Linked DNA regions of Homo sapiens: regions 2 and 3 are each linked to region 1. A link is a contact called in ENCODE Hi-C or POLR2A ChIA-PET data. All regions are on one chromosome and are shown on one strand. The core of a region is the stretch at or near the end of the contact, and the rest is flanking DNA. Distances in the headings are between cores, read along the strand shown. Region 1 overlaps LOC105376208 (a long non-coding RNA gene). Region 2 overlaps LOC105376214 (a long non-coding RNA gene). Region 3 holds the start of RAD23B (RAD23 nucleotide excision repair protein B).

Region 1 (3,240 bases), core at 651-3,150:
CTACCCACATGAAGGTCAGGCTGGGAGGACTGGAGCAGGTTCTTTTTTTTTAGTGAAGAAATTTTCCATTGGGAGCTTCATGGAAATGATGCTTAATGCCTTTACCACTCTGCCTTTCCAAAGGATGTTAGTCTCCCTCGTGAGAGAATCTATGTAATGTACTGGTGACGTAGGCATCATCAAGGCCTATTATGTCCATTTCCCAGATGACGGACATCCCATTGGAGATGGCAGTGATTGGCAGAAAAATTACAGGCAAAGGCTAGGTCAGAACTCTGAAGCCTGAATTCTGCCCTGAAGGTCATGGCTCTTCTCCAGCAGTAGCTCCAATACAGGCTTCTCAAGTTTACCCAACTCTAGCGCTAACCAGCTCTTCAGAGTCCTTTCTCTCCAATAGTCATCTTTGTGTAAAGAGCCAAAAAGCAAATGTTCCAATTAATGAAAAGGCTCTTCTATAATAGGATTTGTATGAGATCAAAAGGGTTTCTAACTGGGACAGACCTGCAAGCTTGGAGTGCTGTGCTTTTCCAGCATGTGCTGTAATTAATACATACACTGAACATTACATATAATCTGCATATTATTGACCCAATGCACAATTCATATGGTAATGCCATTAATTGCATATTACCTAGGCGGCTTAATGAACATTACATAGGTTTTTAATGGATGTAGTTACTATAATTGAGTTCAATTATATCCCTGCCATGCATATGAGGTCAATAGACTAGCTCGACCCCACAGGGTCTGGGAGAAAGGAAACAGGTGTTTGTAGTGAGGGCAATTTGTGAGCTGGAGCAGAGAGAAGGGAGAGGCCAAGGGCCAGAGATGACTTGCTTGGCTGGGCCCTTTTTAGGGCCCGGATAGTGGTACACAAAGCTGGGTAAACAGCAGGCAGTCTATGCACAAAGGCAGGATCTCCTGCTTGCCCCTCTGCTGTGGGTTTGGAACAGGGCACCAGACTGGAGCCCTGAAGCCAGCCACGCCCACGCTGTAACAGGACACTTTCTTCTACGCTGACCCAAAGCCAATGGGCAGTTGCATCACTTCCTCTGGCAGAGTGGAGGCCACATGATTCTAGCATCTGGGCTTGCCAGGGATGCAGGGGAGCCCTGCCTGTCCATGATGCTGGCGCAGAAGGCCCTGAGCCTGGTGTTGCTTCTTTTCTCCAAATTCTATGTCTGGAGTGGAAGAGGCAAAGCTGCTGCTCCCATATTCTGGGTGCTCACACCCTCTAAAAGAGATAACCCCATGTGGACAGAGAACTAGGGAGTGAAGAGGCATCAGAGTTCCTCATACTTCCCTTCCTAAAAAAGAGAAAGGTGACTCAGAGATGACAAACACCTGCCATAAACTAGGCACTGCTGATGTTACCTACTTTACCCTCCACTGGATTTCTCCCATTTGGTTAAAGTGATACTAAATCTTCAGAGAGGTTAGAAATTTTCCCAAGGACACACACACACACACACACACACATACACATGCACACACAACACAACACAACACAACACACACAGAACTTGTTGAAGGTGGGGTCAGAATTTGAACTCAGGTCAGTCTCACCCCAAAGTTTACAGCACCCAATTACTCCAGGCTGCTTTGTTGCAACTTTGCTGTGTTCCTAGTTTTGAAGGCCACTCCAGAAGGGGTAAAATAATGATGAAAAGGAAAGTTTGATGCAGATATCAGGATAGAAAGAAAAGAAGAAAATGAATGATTTTTTTTAAAATCACAGAGAGAGAATTTGATTTTTCCAGTAACCTTCTTGCAAAGTATACATTTGCATGTCTCTTTTTCTGCCTGTCTTTCCACTCTCATTGACCGCTGATTTGCTAAGTTGGGCTGGCCAGGAATACACTTTCTATTTAGAAAGCAAATGCGGCCAGATTTGGGCCCCGGCCTAGGAGCTGACTCACTTTTGCTGGGATGACACATTCACTGCGCATGTTTCACAATTTTCAGAAACACCAGATTTATTTCTGTCAATACCCAGAGCCCCACTTCGCTGTCCACCTAAGGCCACACACTGAGGCGTTGCTATTTTTTTCCCTGGGGCCTAAATGGATGGGAAGACTTCCCATGCCTGAAACATCACCCTCATTTGTAAGGAGAGAAAGTCTGGCCAAGAATTGCAGTGTTTTTAACCAGAATTTGGCTGGCTTTCAATAGCTTTATGCCAAAGCTGTACCAGCCAGAGAGATGGCTGTGAGTGTGTGTGTGTGTGTGTGTGTGGAGGCGGGGGGGGGGGGGGTGAGGCTTGAAAACAAGGCAAAAAAGGAAGGAAAAAAAAACACGCAGACAGCAGAGAGGAAAGGAGAGAATAGGAGAGAATGAGGGTTGATTAAGTTTGGCAAGGAAGAAAAGAGAAGGAAGAGAGGGAGTTTAAAAAGAGAAAGGCAGCAAGAGAAATAACAAAGGAAGAATCAGGAGAGAGAAGGAGAGATTAACTTACTTTAACTAATCAACTACTATGAGAATGCCAAGCATTGTTGGGGATGCTTCTGCACACCACCTCATCTAATTCTCACAACCACCTTGTGGGTACACATAATGAAGCTTCATTGTTATTAATAAAGAAGTAGGGGGCTCAGGAAGTTGGAACCCTTTGCCCTGAGGCTATACTGATAATACAGGGCAGAGGGATTTGGACCTCCCATCTCTGACTTTTAAAAGCTTGGAGGACTCTGCTTGCCATCAGGGAGCTTCATGGGAGGCCCTGTGATCTGGATGGTCCGTGACAGTCTCCTCTAAGGGGGTTGTTTACACACTTAGACACTAAGAGCTTAAGACTTGAAGGGACTGCTACATATACAAAGCTCTGGATTCAGAGCTATCTGGAAACTTTCTCCAGGGTAAATAAAAACAACCACTTCAACAATGTTGCCAATGAATCTCTCTCCAAAAAAGAAAAGGAAAGGAAAAGGGAAAGTGATGCTATTTTTTCCCCCTCCAAAGTAAAGGTTACAACAACATTTTCTTTGAGCTGATGTGAGAGCAGCCAGCAGACATTTCTTTGGTAACCATCTCCATGTGTCTGTGTGGAAAGTACCTTGCAGTGACTAAGCGTTCGTTGAGGTGATTCACTTGTCACTGCGCTTGGGGACTTTGGACTAGTCCTGGCAGCTGCAAAGTTATTTTCATCGGCTTCTGACCCAGGCCCTCCCTGCAGGGCACAGGTGCCTGAGAATGTACCCCTGTCTCTGCTCACAAGGTGAGCAAGGGGGGCTGGAAGACAAG
Region 2 (3,496 bases), core at 893-3,392, 340 kb after region 1:
AACCATGTTTATTATATTTAGTTTTATTCCCACACCTTGACATTCAGTAGATAGCAAAATATTTGTGTTGAGAACAATCTATTCTTCCCCCTCAAATCTGTTTTATATTTAGTTTATATTCATTACTCACAATAACTTTTCTTTGAGTCATTACTGAGAATAATTATAAAAACTATATATAAAAACAGCATGTCATCTTCAAAAAGTTGAATTTTTCTCTTATTTTTTTTCTTTTCCGGAAAATAGTGTATTTCCATTTCAGGAAGGCAGCATATTTAGTGGTAAGGTCATGCTGGTTTTGAAGTCTGAAGGACTTGGTTCAAATCTTGTATTTTCAACTCTATGACCTTGGAAAAAATACTTAGCCTCTCTGATTTGTAGTTTTCTCATCTATAAAAGAGGAATATTGTACCTCCCATACTAGTTATTTACTGTTGCATAACAAATTACCTCAAAACTTAGTAGTTAAAGACAACAAACATTTACTATCTCACATAGTTTCTGAGGGTCAGTAATCCAGGAGTAGCTTAGCTGGGTTGTTTTAGCTCGAGGTATCTCATAAGGTTGCAGTCAAGTTGTCGACTAGGACTGTCATAATCCGAAGGCTTGACTGGGGCTGAAGATTCACATCCAAGCTCACTCATATACTTGTTGGCAAGACTCTCAGCTCCTCTCCATGACAGCCTCTCAGAGTATGGCAGCTAGCTTTCCCCAGAGAAAACCATCTAAGAGGGAGGGAGAGGTAGCCACCAAGACAGAAGCCACTGGGTCTTTCGTAACCTAATCTTGGAAGTGTCATACCATCACTTCTTCCATATTCTGTTGGTTGCAGAGACCAATCCTAACACAGGGTAGAAGGGGGAACCACACAAGGAAGTGAATACCAGTAGGTGAGATCACTGGGGCCATCTTGGAGTTTAAGCACAACATCTCCCATATGGAGTTGTAATGAGGGTTTTTATGTGCCTAGAACATAGCTATCTCTCAAAAAAAAAAATTCTGTTTTATGGACTCATGGGAAGATACATGAGTTTTAGAACCTGAGGAACACACTTAAAAATTTAGAGTATAGTAGTCATCCCGGCACAATTACTATCAAACAAATCTAGTTATTAAATTTCACATCCTGCTGAGGACTTAGCCAGCAATACTAATGACAGCCAAAACTACAGAGCTTCTCATAGTTTCCAATATTTTGTTTACATTGATCATTAGTTTTAATTTTATGCCATCATATATTTCATTTAGTTCAGCAACTCAAAAATGTATCAGTTATTATGGTCACACTTTCCAAGTAAGGACAATGAGCTTTAGGAAGGTTATGTGATTTGTCTAAGGACACACAGCTATCCAGTGATGAAGTGAAGATTCACCCCAGGACTCATGACTCCAAAGTCTCTTCTCTTTTAATTATCTCATGCTGTATTAGTGCTAAGTCAAACTCATTTTATAAAAAATAAAAAGAGAAGAGGAGGGAGCGTCATCAATATTGCCCTTTCCAGGAATTTCTACATAAGCTGACAGCAGTTTCCTTGGGGTTCTCTTTTCTGTGGTTATCAATTGTTAAACGGCCCAGGATCTCTCAGAGCTCATCCAGGTATGTGCATAGAGCCCTGAAATGCTGATATTGCCTTAGGGGGTTATTTGTTTTTTATAGCCCCACAGGCCATAGCTGGTGCATTTGCCTGAGCTTCCTCATCCTTTGTACATATACCCAGGGAGGAGAAGGTGAATAGATAAGATCTTTCAGCCTGCAGATTTCCAGTAATAAAAGCAAATGCTTTCTGTTGAGACCCAGCTGAGACTGGAGGTGGTGAATAAGGGCTGTATGTGTAAGCACTGTAGGCTTCTGGCCAGTAAAGAATCCAGACACAGCCTGCACCCTCCTGGCCTCCTGGAACTCTAAGAGCACAGAAGGACAGGGTACAGACCTATGGAGTATGACACTTATTCCAGGGACTTTGACCTGCTACATTTACAGGTCATGACAGCTTTGATGCTGCCTCTGGGGAAGGGCCACCATTCAACTTGCCAAGAGAAGAACCAAAGGAACAAAGGCATGAAGCTCTGGGATCATGGCTGGGCCAAGTTACTGACAGTACTATTTGCATAGTTCTGGTCACTTTCCAAATTACCTCTCACTCAGCCTCACCACAGCCCTTATCCACAGAGCCACCTGGGGTGGAATGGGAGGGGCTTTTCTTATCCCCATCCAACAGATGAGGAGACTGTGACTCAGAGAGGTGAATGACTTGGGCAAAGTCTAACAACAGTAACCACAGAGTAATGATTTCTAAGCTACTAATTAACTTTCTAACCATCTACCCATAAGGAATTGGCCTGTAGGTTGAAAAGGCATTCCTGAGTCTCTGTATACCACACACCAAGGATTAATATTCCAAGTAATCATTTTAGAATTTAAAAGTGCAATAGTTAAAATAAAGAAAATAAGATACTGGACACGTCTATTAAAGAAAAACATCAGAATAAACACATCAGAAGACTGACTCATTGGGCGTGGGGATCAGATTCCTTCTAAAAGTCATCATGAAGGAGAGTGGAGAAACATTAAGGAATATGGAAGATAGAAATGGAACTGCCAATATTTGAATAACAGAAGTTCAAGAAATAGAGAAGTAGAGGCAGCAACAAAGGGAGGAAAATACTTGGAAAAAATATTAAAGATAGATTTTCTAAAAGAAGAAACAAAGGAAATACGGAAGAGAGACTTTGGAATCAAAGTGTCAAATAGGATTTCAAACCCCAAATAAATGTGATTTAATGGAATTTGAAAACATCATAGAGAAAATTCTATGAGCTTCCAGAGGAAAAGAACTTATCACTTTGCAAAAGGACAAGACTCAGAGATTAACCACTGGTATAAGAAGATGATGGAACAATATTTTTAAAGTATTAAATGACTATAACTTTAATGCTAGAATTTTATAACCTCCAAAATTTTCACTTAAATGTGATGGGACAGTAAAGATATTTTCAGGCATTCAAAACCTCAGTAGTTTTACCACACAAAACTTCACTTTGAAAACCCTCCGTGCTTCATTTGATCCTCACAGGTCTGTGATGTGATGGTGGTTAATACTGTCCTTAAAGGCAAGATTAAAATGGTGGAATCACCTATCCATGGTCACACACTTGGGACTCACAGCCAGGTCAGAACTGTGCAAATCTCCTTTTACTCTAGGATGTTGTCTCCTTGATGAAGCAGAAAGGAAGGTCATATAACTGCTCTCACAGCTTTCCTACCTGCCCTTGCCACTCAAGGGAATTCTAGAACTGCCCCCTGCTTCCCCACGTCCATCTTCTCAGGACTCCTGTTTTTCTACCAGAGAGACAAAGTCAATCTATACAATCTATATAATCAAGGAATGAGAAAACATTCCCTGGGGACAAAGAGAAAGAAACACACAGGCTGAGTTGTGTGGGAAAATGTCAGAAAAAAAACCAGGATGGGAAGCTGCTCTGGGATATAAGGAAT
Region 3 (3,287 bases), core at 305-2,804, 470 kb before region 1:
CTCCGAAGCAGGAGGATTACTTGAGCCCAGGAGTTCAAGACCAGCCCTGGCAACATAGGGAGAACATATCTGTACAAAAAAATAAAATATCAGCTGGGAAGCAGTGGTGTGTGTCTGTGGTCCCAGCTACTCAAGAGGCTGAGGTGGAAGGATCTCTTGAGCTCAGGAGGTTGACGCTGCAGTGAGCCGTGTTTGTGCTACAGCGCTCCAGCGTGGATGACAGTCAGACGCTTTAAAAAAATAAGAATAATCTTTAAAACAAAAAACAGGGGAATAGTGGCACACCCTGGGACACAGACTCTGGAGTCATTCTGTCTGAGGTCACATTGTGGATTTGCCATTTACTACTGGCTGGGTTATTCCAGGTGCATTACTCAACATCTCTGTACTTCAGTTTTCTATCTGTAAACGGACTTTCTACTAATAGCTAACTGCTTACAGACTGTTTATCATGATTTTACATACAATATTCAACTTCCCCCTCCAATAATCAATGAGTGACATTATTATTCTCATTCTACTGCTGAGGATCCAGAAGCACATTCACCCATTCCACAAATATTTACCGTGCACCTGCAATGTGCCAGGCATGTTCATGGGTGAACACAGCAAAATCTTTGCCTCTGTGCAGCTTCAGTCTGGGGTTCACAGGAAAAGGAGAAAGATGATAAACAAGAGATACGTACATTACAGGGTAATTATAAAGGGATACCCGCTATACAAGAAAACAGAGCAGGATAACAGAGATAGGAAGTTGGGATTTTAAGTAAGGCAGCCAGAACAGACCTCACCAAGAAGGCAATATCTGAGCAAGGATGTTAAGGGAGCCGGGGGCAACCTAGAATCCACCAGTGGGGAGAGTAAGGCGACTCGGAGAAAGGCGAGGGGCTAATGCATCCGTTCTAATAACTCTGACTTTAACTCGGGGCTAGATGGGGAAACACTGGACAGTTCTACCCCGAGGTGTGACAGAACTTGACCTTCATTTTAAATCGGTCCATCTGTTTAGGCTAGTGAGAAAAAACAATATTTGAACTCGGGCAGTCCAGCTCAGGAGTCTGTGCTGTCGGGATTAAAGAATCAGTCGACACCCCCAGGGCTGAGCCCCGCAGCAAGCGCCCCGCGGGTGCTGGCCCCCAGACTGTGGTTACCGCCATCCTTTCACTTAAACTCCGCCCCGATTACTCCCCCGCTCCAGGGCTCCGCATCCACTCTGCCGGGTCTCCACGAAGCGCTTCCCGGGCTACACATTGCGTAACTTCGGCAGCCGGGCGGAGCCTGCACAGAGGCGGAGCCGCGGCAGCCGGAGAGAACGCCCCAGCAATAGTCGCTAGGAGGAAGCCCCAGGAGCCCTTGCCGCCCACGGAACGCGCCTGCGTAATCCGGGTCCAGGCCGCCGACATTCCAGGACCGCCTTCCGCCCCGCCCCCAATTCTGGGGCGGAGTCCTCGGCCGCGCCGGCGCAAAGCGTCGCCGCACCCCACGCCTGCGCGCTTCGCCCGCCCGGCCCCATCCCCCCAGGTTTTTCGCGTGGGGGAGGGGGCACGTCTCGGCGAGTCACGATGATGGCGGCCACCATCCTGTGGTGAGCTAGCGGATTCCCTGCTTGTCTCGCCGACCCCCTCGCGCCTTCTGCAGACTCCGTGGCTGGCGCTCGGCGCGTGAGGAAGCACGGCGGCCCGAGTTCGCGGGGAAGGCCGCAGTCGCGGAGGCAGCGGCGCGGTCCGGGGCACGGGCTGGGGGAGAGGCCGCTCCGCTGGGCGAATGTGACAAGCCCCCACCCCCACCGCCTTCCTCCCCAGAGCGCGAGGAGCGCGGGCGACCCCGGGGCCCCGCCAGGCCACAGACCCCGCCCAGCGGCCAGCACCCGGCGCAGGCCCGGCAGCCGAGCTGCGCGGCGGCACCATGCAGGTCACCCTGAAGACCCTCCAGCAGCAGACCTTCAAGATAGACATTGACCCCGAGGAGACGGTATGCGCGCGGGCCGGGGGCAGGGGCAGCCGCGTGCGGGCCGCGGGGAGCGCCAGGAGCTCGTGGGGCCGGGCGGCGCGCTCCAGCGGGGGAAGCCCCGGAGGGCGCGATGAGGGCCCTGGGTCCTGGTGCCGGCCCTGGCGGCGTACAGCGGAGCCGATCCTCCTGTCTTGGCCGTGGGCTTTGTGGCAGGAGAATGGGGAAGCAGTGGCCGGACGCCGAAGGCCTGGTGGCAGATGGCGTGGAGCGCACGCCCGCGGGCCTGGGCCTAGGAGCTCGTGCTAGCGGGGCCGGAGGGGGATGGGAAGGTCCAGGCCGTCTCAGCCGTAGAGCCTGGCTTTCTGGTATGGGTGCACAGGTGGGGGAGGGAGACGTAGGCGTCGCCACTACCCCTGTGTGGACCTGGTTAGCCGCTTAGTTCCCAGAGTTGGTAACCCGAGAAGATGAGCCTTAAGAAAAAAAAAAGTATCAGGTTCCGTTTGCCGCCGAGAGGTGAGTGGTGGTGAAAATGAATTTGCCCCTTTCCCCTCAGAATTGTTTACCCTTTTATTTGCAAATGAATCGTTCTGCTGCCTTCCTCCCGCCACCAAACCCACACCCTTGCGTAGATTGCACTTTGAGGCCTCTTTGGTGATGGTTTTAGCTGTTAGAGCTCTTCACAGCCATCCAGGCTCAAACTAAACTTCAGATTTAACGGGTTTTCTGTGTTAGAAATCTTGGAATTGTAGGAGTTGGAACGCTGCAGCCACCCTCCCCCGATGCCCCAAACAGTAGCAGTTCAAGGGGGAAAAAAGAAAAAAAAAACAAAAAACAACAACTTTGAATCCTTTCTGCAGTTAAAGCCTTAAACATTTCAGAAGTCCACATTATACATTTTTCTGTATTTGTGACTGCATAAAGAGACACTGTTGAGGTCAGTACAACTTTATGCCAAGAATCTAAAAACGCTGTGAGTGTAAATTTACTGCTTATGTTCGGAAATACACCGCCAAGATTGTCATAATACTAAGTTTAAACCAGCAGCTTTCTGCCCAACTCTATTTTTAAAAGTAGTTGATTCTATTTTGGGTGGAGATCAGGGGCTTTGGTGTTAAGTAGACCTGAGTTCCATTTGTGGTTTTGTAACTTATTTGCTATGACCTTGGGCAAATTACGGTTAGTTTCATTCTCTGTATAATAGGGATAATACCTGCCTTGCAGAGATGTGAAGATTAGATGGTATGTATTTACTTGGTGGTCAGTAAATGGAATCGATTATTTAAACAATGGATTCCTTTGAGTGGAGATACAGTGTTACGTTTTACTTATCTCATTTA

The links. A loop is a pair of places that touch in the nucleus more often than their neighbours do. ChIA-PET counts read pairs that join two places held with the same protein, here RNA polymerase II (POLR2A). Pooled maps may share reads with other maps.
Region 2: a map of HCT116 shows a loop between it and region 1 (3-fold over the local background). The contact joins two enhancer-like sites. A Hi-C loop is called at or near these places in 2 of 168 maps with a recorded cell type or tissue (HCT116 and PC-9) and 2 of 50 pooled maps. POLR2A ChIA-PET finds 5 or more read pairs at or near these places in 1 of 52 experiments (OCI-LY7).
Region 3: a map of endothelial cell of umbilical vein shows a loop between it and region 1 (19-fold over the local background). The contact joins the promoter of RAD23B here to the enhancer-like site in region 1. A Hi-C loop is called at or near these places in 2 of 168 maps with a recorded cell type or tissue (PC-9 and endothelial cell of umbilical vein) and 9 of 50 pooled maps. POLR2A ChIA-PET finds 5 or more read pairs at or near these places in 1 of 52 experiments (WTC11).

Annotation. Positions count from the first base shown.
Region 1 is chr9:107,748,936-107,752,175 of GRCh38, forward strand. All of the region lies in intron 1 of LOC105376208 (a long non-coding RNA gene), which reads left to right. Among named protein-coding and RNA genes, the nearest start is that of KLF4, 260 kb to the left of the region's middle. RefSeq lists enhancers at 2,217-2,944, 2,986-3,085. Within about 2 kb of position 1,901, at least 33 of the 41 ENCODE cell types and tissues checked have a DNase peak (open chromatin) inside an H3K27ac peak, as active enhancers do; they include HCT116, PC-9 and endothelial cell of umbilical vein, where a contact is called at or near this core.
Region 2 is chr9:108,092,174-108,095,669 of GRCh38, forward strand. All of the region lies in intron 4 of LOC105376214 (a long non-coding RNA gene), which reads right to left. Among named protein-coding and RNA genes, the nearest start is that of KLF4, 600 kb to the left of the region's middle. Within about 2 kb of position 2,143, at least 5 of the 41 ENCODE cell types and tissues checked have a DNase peak (open chromatin) inside an H3K27ac peak, as active enhancers do; they include HCT116 and PC-9, where a contact is called at or near this core.
Region 3 is chr9:107,281,725-107,285,011 of GRCh38, forward strand. It overlaps RAD23B (RAD23 nucleotide excision repair protein B), which reads left to right and starts at 1,555. Exons shown (of 10, transcript NM_002874.5): 1 at 1,555-1,971. The coding sequence starts at 1,906. RefSeq lists an enhancer at 884-1,043 and a silencer at 1,534-2,093.